Regions from separate parts of the Homo sapiens genome. Here regions 2 and 3 are each linked to region 1. Evidence: chromatin loops called from intact Hi-C (ENCODE). Cell type or tissue: MCF 10A. All regions are shown on one strand. Region 1 overlaps GAREM1 (GRB2 associated regulator of MAPK1 subtype 1). Region 2 has its middle 78 kb from the start of GAREM1. Region 3 overlaps GAREM1 (GRB2 associated regulator of MAPK1 subtype 1).

Region 1 (2,500 bases):
GACATACTGAATTATTTAAGGGTGAAATGTGATTATAAAATGCTCGAGCAAAAGTGGACATAAAAAATAGATGACTCTGGCAAACTAAGTTGTTAAATCTAGGTAAAAGGTATATGGGTGTTCATTACCCGAATTTTCCATGTGTTTGGGAATTATTGTAATAAAAAGGAAAAAATTGACTCAGCACAACCACCAGTGGCAAAATAAATTGTATAGTTGAACTCTTATATGGCATTTTTATCAAAACCACTCTGCCTCCATCCTTGAATCCTATTTACAGTCTTAATTAATTTTTCTAGGGGTGAAAGTTCATCTTTCACTGGGTCGTTTTGTTCCAGTGTTAAATGTTTGTGGCAACAACACAGTGAAGGGTGAATTCAGGAAGAAATGATGTTGTTTTCACCATGTGGTAGAAGCTTCCAGCTCATGGCTTCTTATGGAAACCTGATTGCTCCCAGCTGTGGCTGGTTTCTAGCGACTGACCCAGTTGATGGTAGTGATTTAATTATTAAAGGGGGGTAAAGTTTGGATAGGTGTATGTAAAACTTGGAAATAAAGGAACTTTTAAAAAAATTATTTTCTTAAAATAAGAGCTTTATGAGAGATATGGAAAGGGAGAATATGAGCAAATACATTGCAGAATTATTTGGTGTCATACTATGTGGCTTTTCTAGATTGCTCTATAAATGCTAGTAAAGCTCTAAAAATTTTAGAGTCCTTTGATTGCTATTTTCACATTTCAGCCTGTTTACTCAGAATCCTTGCAAATTATTTACTGAATCTACAAACAGAAAGTATAGTATTAAAAAAAAACCCACAAAAATTGTAGCACAAAACAGGGATGGGGTTCAAAACTCCTAGGCTACTGTTTTCCATTTCTTTATACTTACATTTAGGTACTCAGTGGAAAGTTGGTTACTTGAAAGGGCTAACGCCAGTTCAAATATAATTTAACCTATGAGATAATATGATTAACATCAGGTGGAAAGTTTAAACAAGCTGCCTGTGACCACACTGTTAATGGAGTGTTTATAGCATGGGTGGGAAAGTGCTTGTCTCACTTCATAATTTGATTTCCATATTGGATTTGTACCTCTAAGAAGTAGTGTGACCTTTTAAAAGGTTCTTTTTTAGGAATTTCTTTGAGCTTTTTCTATTTGTGGAAAACAGACTTCATGGGTTCCAAAACTGATTGCAGTGCTAGCAAAACTTCCTGAATTGAAGTCACTCTGCTCCATTTCTTAGGCTTGGAATCACTTGCCTTTGTGAGTCACTATCCAGGGAAGTCTTGTGCTGGCTTTCTGTTAACCCTGACCCATTTCTGTAGTTGTTGAGTGTACTGCAACAGGAAAACAACAAAACTATGTGTACCATGTGAACTTTTCTGATATCTGGAGCAAGAGGGTAGATGATTCAGACGTGTCTGTGTTGATTTTTGGTGAGGTATACATTACACAGGGCCTCCAACATGTTAGAACTGGTTTACAGAACACCGTAGGGTTTGTCCCTAATAGTGAGTCAAGCCAATGCGTGAGTGTGAGACAAGCAAAATAAACACAGAGCTTTTATTTTTTAGATGTTAAAAATCATTGTAGGTAAACCAAATGCAGTAGACACATAGACATGAGAAAGATTCCGTTTTTCCATTCATGCCTTCTACATTCCATACGTTTCTCAGTGGCAATTACATTTTTTCTTATAGACCTTCATAACATTTTATAGTCCCAACTCTTTTCCTTTAATAAAACTGGTCCCCTCGTGTGGGAGTCCCAGTTCTCTGTCCACCTAGGGTCCTTTCCTCCTGACCCACAGAGTAATTATGCAGCGAGTCTTGTTGATCCTCTTTCCACACAATTCCTATCAAAACTGCTCCTCCTTTCCAGCCTACAGTGACTGTGTCTCCCTTGCTCTAAAGAGCAAGGTGCCTCCCTTTCCTCCTCCAATCAGTCATCTATGTTACTGTCAGATTATTATTTTTTTCAAGTACAGCTCTGTTATTTTACCAGCTAGCCAGGAGTTTTCAGAGATGTTTCCCACGTGAGTATAAACTCTGGTCTAACGCTGGGCCTTTTTGAGGTCTGGTGTTCCTTTGACTACAAGCATCATCCTCCAGCAGACAACCCAGCAGGCACTCGCCACACCAGGTTGTTGGTTGTTGCTCAGGTAGGCTTTGCCCTGCCTTGTTCCCGCCTGTGTCTACTGCTTGGAGGGCTCACACCTCATAGCCACCACCCAATAGAGAAATCCTGCCCCAACCACCACCACCTTCCTCAAGAAGAAGAATAGTGAAATCCGGCCTCATTTTTACCACCTTCTTCAAGAAGCTTTTCCTAATCTTTCTCACCAGGTAGATCCTTCCCCTTCAGAATCCCTGTAACAATTTGCACCCATGACTGTTTGTCTTGCTGTCACTCTTCCCACCACTAAAGGCTCCTTGAGGACAGTCCTATCTCATACAGCATCTAACACAGCCTTGAATAGTTTAAGGACTCAATAAATA
Region 2 (2,500 bases), 170 kb before region 1:
TCAGTGACAGAGCAAGACTCCATCTCAATAAAAAAATAAAAATAAAGTGAATTATGGTTGAAGCAATAGAAATGAGTAAGGTCATCAGGAGAGAATGGGTAGAAAGAGAAGAAAGCTAAAATCAGAACCTTAATGTTGAACAAGCAAAAGAAAAAAAAAATAAGGATAAGGCTATATAAGATAGGAGGAAAGCCAGGTAAGAATGGTACCACATTTTCATTATTTAATTGTTTGGTTGTTGTTTCTAAAAGATTACTTGAAGTTGTGTGTTAGAATAGAGGTATAATATATGATGTCACATGTCTATAACTTTATAAGGTCTTTGTGGGCAGGAATCATATTCAATTCATCTGTATTTCTCCATACCTAGAATAAAACAGATCCTTGATAAATACTTGGTAAATAAATAAATCTTCTTAATTTGTAGGCTTTGACATTCTAACAGATTTAACGTTTTCTCACTTATCTTGGATACCCACACCACCTTGGCAAAAGATCTCATCCACTATTCCAAAAGATGAACAGTGTATCAATTTGGTATATCAAATACTTATTCTTAAATGTGCCCAAAAATGAATACATTAACTGTGGGTCTAAATTCTGCATCAATCCCTTAAAAAAGTCATAAGGCGTCTCACCACCCTTTCTTATGCCAAATTCAGGCAGTAAGCTTTGCAAAGACTATGGGCTCTGGAGTCAGGCAAATCTGATTTCAGCCCACAGCTCTGGCAGGCCCAGTTCTTTGATTTTGAGCAAGTCACTTGATCTTGCTAGGCCTTGGTTTTCTCAGCTGCAAAATGGTGATATTATGTACAGCATAGGGCTGCTAGGAGGATGAGATACACAAAGTCCCTAGACTGGCTGCCGTCCTAAAGTAGATGCTCAGTAAGTATTAGACCCTTTCTCCTCTTTGGCAGTATAGCAACTGAATCATATTCACTGAAAAAAAAAATTTGAATTTGTAAGAAATGCTCCCCAGAAGCTAAAGGCTTCCTCTGAGGCTTTACTCCTGCAACGTCATCAAGAGCCACCAGGTGGTGGTGGTGCCTGTTAGGGGACCCTAGGTCAGGCGTCCTTCCCAGCAGGGTAATTACCTTCTCAGTGCTAAGCATCAAATTCTATTTCTCATATGCTTCTTTCCATAGTATTTTATATACAACCTTACTAAAATAACAACCTCTACAGATTAAACATAAACCACCCCAACATGTGCATATTAATGATAATATATACAATTTGAAATAAGATTTAATGAAAAAGAAATACTTAGGTACACATCACATAACTTCCTGATTCCCTTAAATGGTTTTTAATTATTTTTTGACTTAATCTAACCTTGATTTTAATTCCCTCACATTACTTGTGATTCATTCTCATATTGGCAGAAGGCTAATAGCTTTTGGACTGTGCTTAACCTTAGAATTTGGCAAAACACTATGGAAAAAGCCCTTTGTCCTTTTCACCTGCTGGGAGATTAAATCCCCTAATTAGCAGGCTTAGAGGAGAGTCACTTCAGCCAGTACTTAAGAAAATCTTGCCCTTTGTCTGCCGTTTCAGAGCTCAGCTGTCTTGGTGCTTCCTGTATTTATCCACGCTGAAATAGAAAATTACTCACCGGTCTCTCCAAGCCCCATGACCATTGACTTCTAATCAAAACCCTGTTCCCAGAGGTCCCCTGGCTCCTGCAAGGGCACCCTGATTCTCCATGCTTGCTAACAAAGCCACTCCACAAGACCACTCTGCTTTCTTTTGAATGCTGATACAGGGTCAGGTTTGGGTTGCTTTGTGTCCTGCAGTTCTTGGCACCCTGTGCCCGTTTAAGCCCTCTGCTTATAGATGTCAAGCATGTTTCCTAAACTTTTAAGCAATTTTGAGTGCTAAAAACAAGTAACTAAAAAAAAAAAAAATTAAGGTGTCATTGTCTTTAGGGCCCTCAAACTGCTCTATGTGATGATGTAATGGTGGATACATGTCATTAAATATTTATCTAAATCCATAGAATGTACAATAGCAAAAGTGGACCCTAATGTAAACTATGGACTCTGGGTGACAATGCGCCAATCAATGAATGTAGGTTCATCAGTTGTAACAAATGCATCACCCTGGTGGGGATGTTGATAGAGGGCGAGGCTGTGCAGGGGCAGGGGAGTAAAGGTACTTTCTCTGTACTTTCCACTCAATTTTGCTATGAACATAAAACTGCTCTTTTAAAAAGTTTTTTTTTAAGAAAACCCTGACAAATAGATCTGAGGAAGGCCACGAGGAGTGGGTTTTTATATTTGTATGTCTGATCATAAAAGCTATAATAAAAGCCCATAAAAAGCAAAAAAAATAAAAATAAAAATAAAATCACGCATGGGTAAAAGGTCTGTTCCAAGTAAAAGACCAGTGGAATTTGATACATTACAGTGTGAAAAGTTCATGCATATGGTTTAATAGTCCACATTGTAACTAACTTTTAAGAAACTATCACTTGTTGAATTCTGTTATAGTCTATGAG
Region 3 (2,500 bases), 110 kb after region 1:
GGGAGTTCGGGAGTTCCTTTAGGTCAAATTCAACTACAAGTGGCTTCTTTTCTGAGTTTATAAACCTAAGTCAGCCAACTATTGTAAATTAAAATGCATATTGTAATTGACATCTGAGCATATTATAATTGACATCCCAGGTAAGTGTTTCCTAATGAAACGTCATATTTAGTGGCTAATTCTAAAATTTTGAAAGTGCTAAATTGAATCCAGCATTAACCATGTTTTCCTCATGTTCCACTCTAATCCAATATTGGGAAGTAGCTAAGTATTTATTTTAAAATTGAAAAGTTAACTGACAGAGTCCTTATCGTCTCACATTTTCCATGCGCCCTATTTCTATAAACATAAATAGAACCAAGCACATCTGTAATAAAGTGACAGCCATCCACCCTAAATTCTATAGATATTCCCTAAGAAAGAAACACATCTGGCTACCGTGCAGTTCACTAACAAGACAGAAGGAAGATGAACCAAAGCCAGAAAGCGGGGTGGCCCAGCCTGAGCTCCGGCATCCTGGTTGGTTCTCAGCCTCTTAAGAAGACCCGCCTGGCTAAGGAGGGTGGATCACCTGAGGTCAGCAGTTCGAGACCAGCCTGGCCAGCATGGCGAAACCCCCTTTCTACTAAAAATACAAAATTAGCTGGGTGTGGTGGCGCATGCCTGTGATCCCAGCTACTCAGGAGGCTGAGGCAGCAGAATCGCTGGAACCTGGGAGGCGGAGGTTGCAATGAGCCAAGATCATGCCATTGCACGCCAGCCTAGGCAACAAGAGTGAAACTCCGTCTCCAAAAAAAAAAAAGACCCCAGAATGGTGCAAGGGTCTTTCCTGGGCCAGCCCAGCCAAGCATTCCTCTCACGTGATTATCCAAACTTCATTTCCTCCCGGGCATCCTTTCTGCAGTCATCCACCACCTTTTTAAAAGCTCACAAGGGGAAAGCCTGCGTCTATTGTGGAAGAAATCTGCTGCTCCGAATATTTTCTTTTAGTCTAAAGAGCTTCTCCAGATGAAACCGTTCCCTTTCACCAACCCACTGGGCCCCAGTAACCAGGGCTGTGGGTCCTGCAGGTAGGAGCAGTGATCCCCAGCCCCGGGAAGAAATGCAGTTGATAAGACTTTTTAAATTGCTTCCATTTCATTTAGAGTTGGGTTTACTGGGCTACCCATAGCCATGAGTCTTCTTAATGGCTGGTTTTCTCTGGCAAGTGAATCAGGCCAGGGATGCGAGGTAGAGGTCCCGGGTGTGGTGTAGATAGTAGGAGATGCAGTGTGATAACATGAACCCATTTCATTTCCGCTTAAGCAAACTCAATACCAAAGCTAATAGGAGCTTGCTGTTTCATTGTCTTATCCCAGAGCTGCTTGGCCAGAAAGGAATTGAAAGTGAAGGTGAAAAACTTGGTGGGAACATAGCCTAAAAGTAGACAAGGTATGCATTTCAAAGCATAGCATTTTTGACAGAGTCAGAATTGGCTCTGTTAATATTTTTACCTCTATAGCTTAGGGTAGACTAGCAGAGCCAGGTATAAACTGCCCCCTGCTGCCTGACACGTAGAAGTACATGAAAAATGTCACTTCATTAGTAATTATATTCTGAAATGCCTGCAAGGAATGGAAGGCAAATTAGGGGAATGGCAGGCAGTCTCAGAGAAGCCATGGACAGCACAGATCAGCTAGATCCTCTCCAGTGTGAAGACGAAGGAAATGTGAGAGAGCTGGAAGCAGCTCTTATAAAAAGTACTTTTTGGATGTAGAGAGCCGCTTCATTACTCCTTCTGCAGCCTTGTCAGTGTGTGGACCATGGTCAGGTAGCATCAGTATCACCTAGGAACTTGTTAGAAATGCAGATTCCCAGGCCCCACCCTGGGTCAACAGAATCAAAACCTGCATTTTAAACAAGATCCCTAGATGATACACACTCATATTTACATTTGAGAAGCCCTTGCCTGGCTCAATGTCTCATACCTGTAATCCCAGCACTGTGGGAGGCCCAGGCAAGTAGATGCAAGGAGTTCAAGACCAGCCTGGCCAACATCGTCAAACCCCGACTCTACTAAAAATACAAAAATTAGCCGGGCATGATGGCAGGCGCCTGTAATCCCAGCTGCTCAGGAGGCTGAGGCAGGAGAATTGCTTGAACTCGGGAAGCAGAGGTTGCAGTGAGCCAAGATGGTGCCGCTGCACTCCAACATGGGCAACAGAGCAAGACTCAGTCTTGAAAAATAAAAAAAATAAATTAAAAAAATTAAAAAGTAGCCCTGGCCAGGAACGGTGGCTCATGCCTATAATCCCAATGCTTTGGGAGGCAGCCTGAGCAACATGGTGAAACTTCATCTCTACTAAAAATACAAAAAATTAGTCAGGTGTACTGGCGCACACCTGTGGTCCCACCTCTCGGGAAGCTGAGGTGGGAGGATCACCTGAGCCCAGGAAGCAGAGGTTGCAGTGAGCTGAGCTGAGATTGTGCCATTGCATTCCAACCTGCGCGACAGAGTGAG

The links. Hi-C counts contacts between places; a loop is a spot of excess contacts. Peaks named below come from ENCODE experiments on the same cell type or tissue, not always from the same donor. Only the 100,000 strongest peaks of a DNase experiment are listed, where the experiment ranks them.
Region 2: a loop joins it to region 1, with 5 times the contacts of the local background. A loop is called at or near these places in 2 of 110 quality-filtered maps.
Region 3: a loop joins it to region 1, with 9 times the contacts of the local background. A loop is called at or near these places in 8 of 110 quality-filtered maps.

The regions. Positions count from the first base shown.
Region 1 is chr18:32,382,134-32,384,633 of GRCh38, reverse strand. The region is part of intron 2 of GAREM1 (GRB2 associated regulator of MAPK1 subtype 1); the gene reads left to right. Among named protein-coding and RNA genes, the nearest start is that of GAREM1, 87 kb to the left of the region's middle. In MCF 10A, no CTCF peak of the experiment used is centred here; a DNase peak (open chromatin) is centred at 1,333.
Region 2 is chr18:32,547,978-32,550,477 of GRCh38, reverse strand. No RefSeq gene overlaps it. Among named protein-coding and RNA genes, the nearest start is that of GAREM1, 78 kb to the right of the region's middle. RefSeq lists an enhancer at 1,390-1,943. In MCF 10A, a CTCF peak has its summit at 1,035 (motif pointing right); a DNase peak (open chromatin) is centred at 1,057.
Region 3 is chr18:32,270,930-32,273,429 of GRCh38, reverse strand. All of the region lies in intron 4 of GAREM1 (GRB2 associated regulator of MAPK1 subtype 1), which reads left to right. Among named protein-coding and RNA genes, the nearest start is that of MEP1B, 82 kb to the right of the region's middle. In MCF 10A, a CTCF peak has its summit at 1,532 (motif pointing left); a DNase peak (open chromatin) is centred at 1,529.